Regions from separate parts of the Homo sapiens genome. Here regions 2 and 3 are each linked to region 1. The links are chromatin contacts, found by Hi-C or POLR2A ChIA-PET in ENCODE. All regions are on one chromosome and are shown on one strand. The core of a region is the stretch at or near the end of the contact, and the rest is flanking DNA. Distances in the headings are between cores, read along the strand shown. Region 1 holds the start of CORO1A-AS1 (CORO1A antisense RNA 1). Region 2 holds the start of CDIPT (CDP-diacylglycerol--inositol 3-phosphatidyltransferase). Region 3 holds the start of C16orf54 (chromosome 16 open reading frame 54).

What was found. A loop is a pair of places that touch in the nucleus more often than their neighbours do. ChIA-PET counts read pairs that join two places held with the same protein, here RNA polymerase II (POLR2A). Pooled maps may share reads with other maps.
Region 2: a loop to region 1 is called in a pooled map, with 8 times the contacts of the local background. The contact joins the promoter of CDIPT here to the promoter of CORO1A-AS1 in region 1. A Hi-C loop is called at or near these places in 3 of 50 pooled maps. POLR2A ChIA-PET finds 5 or more read pairs at or near these places in 2 of 52 experiments (H1 and activated T-cell).
Region 3: a pooled map shows a loop between it and region 1 (6-fold over the local background). The contact joins the promoter of C16orf54 here to the promoter of CORO1A-AS1 in region 1. A Hi-C loop is called at or near these places in 1 of 50 pooled maps. POLR2A ChIA-PET finds 5 or more read pairs at or near these places in 4 of 52 experiments (GM10248, GM12878, activated CD4-positive, alpha-beta T cell and 1 more).

The regions. Positions count from the first base shown.
Region 1 is chr16:30,183,538-30,186,616 of GRCh38, reverse strand. CORO1A-AS1 (CORO1A antisense RNA 1) reads left to right here and starts at 1,829. Exons shown (of 2, transcript NR_186359.1): 1 at 1,829-2,113; 2 at 2,846-3,079. CORO1A (coronin 1A) reads right to left here and starts at 3,015. Exons shown (of 11, transcript NM_007074.4): 1 at 2,892-3,015; 2 at 1,210-1,408; 3 at 1-19. The coding sequence starts at 1,407. RefSeq lists enhancers at 533-682, 570-1,111, 1,112-1,651, 1,652-2,193, 2,194-2,734 and 2 more and silencers at 1,113-1,212, 2,583-2,692, 2,723-3,079.
Region 2 is chr16:29,861,900-29,865,115 of GRCh38, reverse strand. CDIPT (CDP-diacylglycerol--inositol 3-phosphatidyltransferase) reads left to right here and starts at 1,890. Exons shown (of 6, transcript NM_006319.5): 1 at 1,890-2,301; 2 at 2,396-2,530. The coding sequence starts at 2,259. It also overlaps the pseudogene CDIPTOSP. RefSeq lists an enhancer at 1,232-1,769 and silencers at 1,818-1,877, 1,888-2,197.
Region 3 is chr16:29,744,651-29,747,698 of GRCh38, reverse strand. C16orf54 (chromosome 16 open reading frame 54) reads left to right here and starts at 1,709. Exons shown (of 2, transcript NM_175900.4): 1 at 1,709-1,788; 2 at 2,748-3,048. The coding sequence starts at 2,748. It overlaps LOC124903673 (a long non-coding RNA gene), which reads right to left and starts at 2,452. Exons shown (of 2, transcript XR_007065046.1): 1 at 2,314-2,452. RefSeq lists enhancers at 773-842, 1,370-1,419.

The DNA of each region.
Region 1 (3,079 bases), core at 580-3,079:
TCTTGTCCACACGTCCAGTCTAAAGGCACAGCAGGGCCTTGGAGGTGCTTTTGCCTCCCAAACCCAATCCAACCTCCCCACACCTCCTTCAGAGAGGCCCAGAGAGGAAAGCTGTGGTGTCCCTGGGAGCTGGACCAGGGCCTGGGGTGGGGACGGGGGCGGGTTGTTCTTCTCTTGTTCCAGTCCCAAAATGGCCTGGGCAAACCCCAGGAGGGCTGGCCACGCATGGCAGAGGTTGGGGGCCGTGCAAGACCCTGGCAGAGTTCCCGCCGGTCTCTGTCTCAGTCTGTCTCTGCCCTTAGGGTTGGCACCCCCACCCCAGCTTCCCCGAGTGAGGCTTCCATGGGCACAACTGGCCCTGGAGCCAGGACAGGTGTATGGGGGCTGGGGGGGTGGAGGCAGCTCCCCAGAGAGCGAGTGTGAGTGGTGGGGCTGCAGGGGTGGGTCCTCCCAAAAGGAGAGGGGCCAGGGAGCCTGTCCCAACTGGCCCCAGGCAGGAGCAGAGGTTTGGAAATGGCTTCTTCCGGGGACAGCTGCTTCAGCAGGGCTTCCTGTGTGACAGCCATGTGGGGCGCGGGCCCAGCTCTCACCCCGACAACCACTTCCTCTTCTCTTTGCTTCCATCAGCCCTTTTAAGGTAACAACTTGGGGCCCATCTCCCCTTCCTGTCTTACCCCCCAAAGAGCACAGGAGTGTGCTGGGGGTGCGGGGCAGCAGCCAGCCAGCGGAGGGGGCAGCAGGCTCCAGGGGAGGGCAGGGCTGCGGGTGGGGGAGAGCACCTCTTGCATCATCCCTGCCTGCGAGCTGGGGGACAGAGTTGCTAGGTCCTCAGACAGGCCCAGAGCCAGAGTCCCTCCCAACCCTGAGAACGCTGCCAGGGCCCCCAGACCCCATCCCAACCCCCTCTGTGTTTCCATGGGGAGAAAGCCCCAGGCTGAGGCTCAGGAGGGCTGATCATGGGTCTGCAGGACTGTCTGTAGTCCTGGTCACTGGTGTGACCCATCTTGTGTTGGCTCCTTCTGAGCGTCAGTTTCCACACAGCCACAGCACAGAGGAGCTGGAGGAAGTGTAAGGCTCATGGGGCCCAGCTCAGTTTTCCAGATGGCAACACAGGCCCTGGAAGGCCTGGTGACCGTCACCTAATCAGGACCTGCACAGAGCCATGGGTCCGGTGGAGGAGCTGCTCCCCCCAGGGCCCCAGGGGCTCACCTTGCCCAGGGGCAGCACCAGGAAGGCCCCTCCCCCGCTGGCCTCACAGATCAGGGCCACAAACTTAGGGTTGACAGCACAGAAGCCACTGTCCCAGGTGGTCTGTGAGACGCGCACATCTTCATAGCACTGGTCGGCCTTGGCCGGCTGTCCAAACACGTGGCGGAACTTGCTGGAGCGGACCACCTGCCGGCTCATTCTGGGGGCACACAGCATAAGAGCATTTCTCCCTTCAGGTCAACTCTGATCTTCCAGTGGTCCCCACCTCCCCCAGGACACCCCTCAGTCTGGCTTTTAAGGTCCCAGCATCATCTCCAGGGGCTCCCTATTCTTCCCTCTGTGGCTGATGCCTGCTTGCCTTCCCCAGCCTCTCCTTCCCTCTAACCTGCAAGCCCCCTTCTCCCTGGCCCCAGGCCACTCTGAGCCACCCTCTCAATCTGTACCCTCAGCCTCTGCAACAGAGCCTGGCGTGGTGTTGCCCCACTGCATGTTTGTTGACTGACTGGCTGATGGATGCAGAGCCCGTCCTTCCTAATGGTTCAGACTCAGGCGTCATCAGCCCAGATGGCTCCGAGGGTGGGTTCTCTCTTAGTTACCGTGTCCAGAGCCCACCTCCCTCACACCCACACAGCGCTTCCTAAAGGCAGGGACAGGAGCTGGCCTCCCTCGCCTGCTGGCATGGGGCTGGACACAGGAGGAAGTGGCGTGGGGGCTGCCTGAGGGGAGTGAGGCGGCAGGATAGCTTCCCCAGCAGGTCTCTGGCTCAGGTCCAGGTATCTCCTCCTCCCCATACCTCTGCCTCTCGCCTCCGCTCAGAAAAGCAGGTGCCCTTAAGAGCCATCTCCACCCCCATGTAAACTGCACACAGGAAGGGAGAGGCCACTCCGACTGCTCTGAGGTCCAGGTAGGATGGTTTCCCCCAGTGTCTGGGTGGGGAGCAAGGAACTCCAGGGGCGACCTTGTGCCACCGCATCACCTTCCTGCTCAGGGAAGGGGCCTGTGCTGCCGCTTGGAGGGTGCCATGCCCAGAGCCTCTGCCCCTAGCCTCAGCCTCGCCTACTCACTGGGGGCTCCAGCACCCCCGGCCACCCCAGGACTCCCGAAGAGGCTGCTAGGTCGGCCTGCCCAAAGAGCGGTGAGGAGCGTATGTGAAGAGCCCCAGTCTTGAGGAGCAGCCTGTATCTGGAGAGAGGGGAGCCCCGGACCAGAGGTGGGGGACAGGAAGCCATCGCCCCACCCTGCCTCCTCCCCCACCACAGGTACCAGGCCCGGAAACCACGGAAAGGGGAACTTGGTCTTTTCTTGTTTTGCTCTCAACCCCTTCCTGTCTCCAAGCCCAGGGCAGCTGCCCCGCTCACCCCACCCTGCCCTCGTCCCCACCCTCCCCGAGACTCAATTCCGTGGGGAGTCGGGCCCTCGACACTGTGCTGACCCCCGGCCACCCACCTCCATCTTGGCCGCGGTGGTCCCTAGCCCTCGCCTCCGCAGAGCGCTCTGGGGCCCCGGCGGCCCCCACTCCAAGCAGCGTCCCCCCACGGGCTGCTGCGCCCGCTACCTGGCCCCGGCGCTGGCTGGGTCGCGGTGACAGCCGCGCGCCCCCGCAGCCCGCGGCTCCCACGCGCGCGCCGCCCCACAGGTGGCCCTCGCCCCGGCCCACCCGCGCCTCCCAGGCCCAGCCTCACCTGCTGCCGAGAGAGGACAGTGATCCCCCAAAAGCCGGAGGTGGAGGAGGAGGAGGAAGAGGAGGAAGGAGCTGGAGGAGCCGGGGACTCGCCCGCTGAAGATGCTCTTGTCAAGACAATGAATGAGAAGCAGCCGTGCGCCCGCCTCCGGGGTGGCCGCGCCCCTTGGGGCGGAGCTCTTCCAGGCC
Region 2 (3,216 bases), core at 641-3,140, 320 kb after region 1:
CAGAAGAGATGCGGCCAGGGCAGACGGGGCTAAGGGGATTCTCGGCCAGCAGTGAGGAGTGGGTACTGGGTTAGCGGGTGAGAGGGGCATTTCACAGGTCCTAGGGCTGGCTGTGAGATGGATGAGATGGGCACAGACTCCTGGAGAGTTCAGCTAGGGGTGGGAGGGGTCAGGGACTGTAACCAGGCATAGTGGGGGCAGCGGTTCTCTAGACACGGTGGTCCTGAGGCAGGGGGTTACCGCGTTTGGATATCTGAGTCGCTTGGTCTTGTGACTGCTTTTTTTTGATGGGCACAGGGTTCAAGTGGCAGCAAGCAGTGCACAAAGCCTCCTCCATGAGTTCTGCACTGATCTGGGACAGGTATTCCTCAGAACGAGATAACGAAGCCTGGGAAAGGAAAAGCCGGAGGGGTTCAGCCTGGGAGCTCCCACATGGGAGTGCTGGCTGTGGGAGTTCCCAGGCTGGGGCCTGTGGGTCCAAGGAGCTTGCTCCTGAAGGACTGGGCCTTGAGATTTAGCTAGAAAGCTCTGGACCTGGGGGAGGGGGGTTTGGTGGGGGTTTAGAGTCAGGGCCTAGTGCTGAGAGCTATGAGTCGGGGCTTCAGGACTCAGGGTTGAGGCTAGAGTCTCAGGGCCCGTGGCTCAGACCTGGCACGGGGTGCCTCTGCCTGGGAGGCTTTCACTTCATTACATTCCCACCTCTAGGGTTCCCTGCAGTGCTCACCGGACCTCCTCTCAAGGAGGGTGCAGCTTGAGATGGCCAGCTGCTCTTCTTCTCCCCCTCATTCCCCATCGGAGTGGACGCCATCCCCCTGGGAACAGTCGAAGCCTGAGTTGACCTGAGAAACCAGCCCGCTTTCCCCCAGAACCCAGTCCACCACCATTCCCCGGGCCCAGGTTTAAACAAGGCCTTTAGAGGAAACATCCCGCTGCCTCATTCCCTCTCACAAGAAAAAATAATAATAATAATAAAGGTTGCTTTATATCTTCGGGAGTGAGAGGGAACTCCCGCAACCCCCTACCCCTCACCCCTTCGCCTGGTGGGCCTCTCCTTCCTTCTTCCCTCCCAAGCACCTTCCCAAGCCGAGGCAGCCGACTTGACGCCCCAGACCTGGCAGATGGGTGGAAACCTTGGGCTACTCGGCAAAAGGAGAGACGTGGAGGCCTAAGGACCTCTGGTATAGGTCGTGGGGGATGGAGAATGGGAGATGGGGAGGAAGGCTGGAAAAGGGGGAGCCGGCTCCGTGTCGCTACCGGACGCTATAAAACCCTTGGAGTCTGCAGAGGTTCCGCAGCCTCGTTGCTAGGAGATCAGGGGTTCTAGAACTAAAGACAGAGGAATTTCCTAGCGCGCCCCGTTTGCTCCTCCAGCCTCCCCTCCGTACCCCTCCAGGTGCCTCCTTGAGGGCAGTGACCCCAAGCGCCAGACGCTTGAGAAGCTTGGGAGGATGACGTAGGGTGGAGCCTGCGACCTAATCCTCCCATCACAAGGGGCACGCGAAAAGCAACCCATCTGCAGGGCGCTCTGGAGCCTCTCTAGCCGCCTAGAGCCTGCGAGAGCAAAGGCGGCTGGAGACTTAGGGGGCGGGGAGTAAAGTGAGGACTGCACCAAATCTCCTGGCCTCTTGGGGACGCAAAGACTCAGGAGGAGGAATTTTATCGCCTTATCTTTGCCTCCAGGAAGTCATACCCTCCACAAAAGGAAAGCAGAGATTTTTATTCGGTCTTCTCTTTTACCCTTTCCTTTTCCGTTTCTAACTTTGCTTGACGTTAATGGTTCCTTCCTCCCTCTCCTCCTCTGCGCTTTGGTACGAGCCAAGGGAGAGGGGCGGAGGGAGGAAAAGGGAAAGGAAGCCGACAGGCCTTAAAGGGGCCGCAACTATTTTTTTAAGCCACTTTTTCCTCTCTCCAATTTTGCAACGACGGGCGCGGAGGAGGAGGTTCCCGGAAGCCACGCGCAGCTGGAGCAGCGGCGACCGCAGCTGGAGGCCCGGAGCGCCTGCGGGGCTGGCAGAGGCGAGGGAGGTTGCGGGTAGGAAGGGCGGACTGCGCGCGCCCCCTGCGTCCCGCGCACCTCGGGGCCGGTCCATGCTCCCGACGGCTGCGGGCTTCAGCATCTGGGGCCAGGTTGGGGCGGCGGGGTCCAGGGCGCAGGTGGTGCGGCCGATGCGCCGGGCCGGAGGCTGAGGCCGCGCTGCGGGGCTGGGACAGCACTGGCATCTCCAGAGCAGGCCCGGGGCAGCAAGGGAGGCGCCGCGATGCCAGACGAAAATATCTTCCTGTTCGTGCCCAACCTCATCGGTGAGTGCTGCCCACGGCCCCGGGCCGAACGAGAGGGCGAGGGGCCTTGGCGGGCTCCCTGATCCTGCCCTGTCTCCCCGCGTCCCGTTCCAAGGTTATGCCCGGATTGTCTTCGCCATCATTTCTTTCTACTTCATGCCCTGCTGCCCCCTCACGGCCTCCTCCTTCTACCTGCTCAGCGGCCTGCTGGACGCTTTCGATGGACACGCTGCTCGCGCTCTTAATCAAGGTGACAGACACCCCTCTCAGCCAGCCTTGGGGTTCAACAATCCCCTCCTCCCTTCCCCTGCCTCCTCGGGACCTCAGAGTCAGAGGGCTGTCATTCCCATCTCTGGAAAAAGCAGAACAGGATGGCCTGGGGCTTTTTGTTTTGTGTTTTGTTTTTTTGTTTTTGAGACAGGGTCTCGCTCTGTCACTTAGGCTGGAGTGCAGTGGCGCGATCATGGCTCACTGCAGCCCCCATCTTCTGGGCTCAAGTAATCCTCCCACCTCAGCCTCCTGACTAGCTGGGACTACAGGAGCGTGCCACCACACCCGGCTAATTTTTAAATTTTTGTAGAGACTGGGTCTTGCAGTGTCGCCCAGATTGGTCCCCAGCTCCTAGCCTCAAGCGATCCTCCTGCCTTGCTCCCAAAGTGCCGCGCCCAGCAAGAATGGACTGATTTTGTAGCAAAAGGAATTTAAGCTAGCTCTTGAGAACTCACTGCTTGTGAGAGGTGTGGATTAGCAAGACATGACATGGCGGTGGCGCTGCTGGAGGTCTCTCTGAATACAAGTCCATTCAGGCCAGGGGCGGTGGCTCACGCCTGTAATCCCAGCACTTTGGGAGGCCGAGGTGGGTGGATCACGAGTTCAGGAGTTCGAGACCAGCCTGGCCAACATGGTGAAACCCTGTCTCTACTAAAAATACAAAAA
Region 3 (3,048 bases), core at 460-2,959, 440 kb after region 1:
GCGGTTTCCCCCGGACTCTCCATCTCCAGCTCCTCCCAGCAGGGCTCAAAACCACCAGGATGGGGCAGTCTGACGGAGACTGTCTTTTCATTCATTTATTTATTTAATTTATTTATTTTGAGACAGAGTCTCGCTCTGTTGCCCAGGCTGGAGTGGAATGGCACGATCTCGGCTCACTGCACCGGGTTCAAGCGATTCTCCTGCCTCAGCCTCCTGAGTAGTTGGGGTCATAGGCGTGCGGCACCACGCCCGGCTAATTTTTGTATTTTTAGTAGAGACGGGGTTTTGCCATGTTGGCCAGGCTGCTCCCAAACTCCTGACCTCAGGTGATCCACCCGCCTCGGTCTCCCAAAGTGCTGGGATTACAGGCATGAGCCACCTCGCCCAGCCCAGGGATTTCTATCTATTCTTCCACCACCCTGGCCACTACATGCTCACCCACACATACATTGGTCATGCGACTTTGGTCATGAAATCTCTTTTCTTTAAGCCTTACTTTTGTCATCTGTGGATGAGTCAAACTAGAGAATCTCAGAAAGTCACCTGGACTCCAGAGCCTGATGACATCTTGTCACACTCTGCTCCAGGCTCCTCCCACCCTCAGCAGCAGGAAAGAGGGACAGACATGAGGATGGTCAGGGTTTTGGAAACAGGCCCACGCCTGTTTTTATACCCTGGACTCCTCTCAGAGGCTTGACATTTTTGTTACCCAAGCCTCACCTCACTGATATTTTCCAACCAAAATGGGGGCTAAATGGTCTGAAGAGAGAGAGACTTATGTTAATTAAAAGTATGAGGCAGGGGCCAGTGTGGTAGCTCACACCTGTAATCCCAGCACTTTGGGAGGCTGAGGCAGGAGGATCTCTTGAGGCCAGGAGCTTGAGACCAGCCTGGGCAACATAGCAAGAGCCCATCTCTACCAGAAAAAAAAAAAAAAGGTGTGAAGCAAGCTGGCCAAGCAGGGGGTGCCTGTGGGGGCTGCATGGCAGGAGCAGATCTGGGGAGGCACCGTGGATAAGACAAGGCAGGATGGGGTGGGGCATCCTCCCAGGAGGAACGGGGGAGGCACCATGGTTCTCTGGGAATGTACGGGCTAAAGTCCCAGTGTCCTATTTCTTTTTCTTTTCTTTTCTTTTCTTTTTTTTTAAGACGGAGTCTCACTCTGTTGCCCAGGCTGGAGTGTGGTGGCACGATCTCAGCTCACTGCAACCTCCGAGTCCCGGGTTCAAGCGATTCTCCCTGCCTCAGCCGCCTGAGCAGCTGAGATTACAAGTGCCCGTCACCATGCCCAGCTAATTTTTGTATTTTTCAGTAGAGATGGGGTTTCGCCATGTTGGCAGGCTGGTCTCGAACTCCTGACCTCAGGTGACTTGCCCACCTTGACCTCCCAAAATGCTGGGATTACAGGGGTGAGCCACTGTGCCTGGCCCCGGCGTCCTCTTTCTCAGCTTTTCGGTGAATGTTCTGGGGCTCAGGGCCTGGCTATGGGGTGACACTAAGTTCAACAGAACCATTGCCCATTCCAGCCCCACCTTACCCCAGGAAAAGCCTCCTCACCGCAGTGACCACATCCCCTTGGGTTGCTTTGGAAACAAACACTCCCCAGGGGCAGACGAGTTGGGGCACAGTTGCCCAGCAACAGGCGGTGCCCTCCCTTCCGCCTTCATCCGAGGCCGGGCCTCTACGTCTGAGAGGCGGACCGCCCTGCACCCTCCAAGCCTGCACCTCTTAGTCCAGCACCAGGAAGAGTGGCTCTAGGAGGGAGAGGAGCCCAGGGACTGACCCAAGGTGAGTTGAGGGGTGCAGGAGGCCCCCTGCAGATGGAGGATGTGGGGGACAGAGAGGTGTGCAGAGACAAACGAGAGATAGAGACAGGCCAGAGCCTGGGCAAAGCTGGGGAGCCCAGGAGGGGTGCAGAGGCGCCTCCGGAGGCCTGGCCCGGCCCGGCCCGGCAGCAGATTCCGTGGAGCCTATGAGAGCAAGATCAAGTCCGAGGAGAATGGTGAGGGGCGAAGGAGCCTCAAGGGGCCAGCGGAGGTGCTGGCGGCAGGCGGTGGGGGAGACACACGCAGGGGAGCCAGTGGGAGGGGAGGTTCTCATTTCTTCACCCACCACTTCCTCTCTAGGTCTGAGCAAGACTTGAGGGGGCCGAGTGGGGAGGAAAGAAGCCCTTGAGACCTTTCTTGTCTGAGGCACCCTGGGGTCTGGGAGGGAAATGGGGATTCTGGAAAGGCCTGGAGAGCCAGGCAGGAGGGCCTGGCTGTGCCCCGAGGTAGGCTGCCTGTCCTCCCACCCCACCTGGCTCACGCTTACCCTTTCTGGTCCCTCTTGCTTCTCTGTCTCTCCAGAATGTTCTTTTTCATTTTTGAGAAAGGGTCTTGCTCTATTGCCCAGGCTGGAGGACAGTGGTGCAATCTGGGGTCACTGCAGCTTCAAACTCCTGGGCTCAAGTAATCCTCCCACCTCAGCTTCCTGTGTAGCTGGGACTACAGGTGTGAGCCACCACACCCAGCTAGTTTTTAAATTATTTTTAGAGATGAGGTTTCACTGTGTGTCCAGGCTGGTCTTGAACTCCTGGGCTCAAGTGATCCTCCCGCCTCGACCTCTCAAAGTGCTGGGATTCCAGGCATGAGCCCCCATGCCCAGCCCTTCTCCCAGGCTTTCCTGGACACCTGCTGCCTCTCTCTCATCTTGGTTGTGCCCCCTCTGCCTCATTTACTTCCTCTTCTCACCCCTGTGTCTCTCAGATGCCGTTGACTCCAGAGCCGCCCTCTGGGCGCGTGGAGGGGCCCCCCGCATGGGAAGCAGCCCCATGGCCCTCACTGCCCTGTGGGCCCTGCATCCCCATCATGCTGGTCCTGGCCACCCTGGCTGCGCTCTTCATCCTCACCACCGCTGTGTTGGCTGAACGCCTGTTCCGCCGTGCTCTCCGCCCAGACCCCAGCCACCGTGCACCCACCCTGGTGTGGCGCCCAGGAGGAGAGCTGTGGATTGAGCCCATGGGCACCGCCCGAGAGCGCTCTGAGGACTGGTATGGCTCTGCGGTCC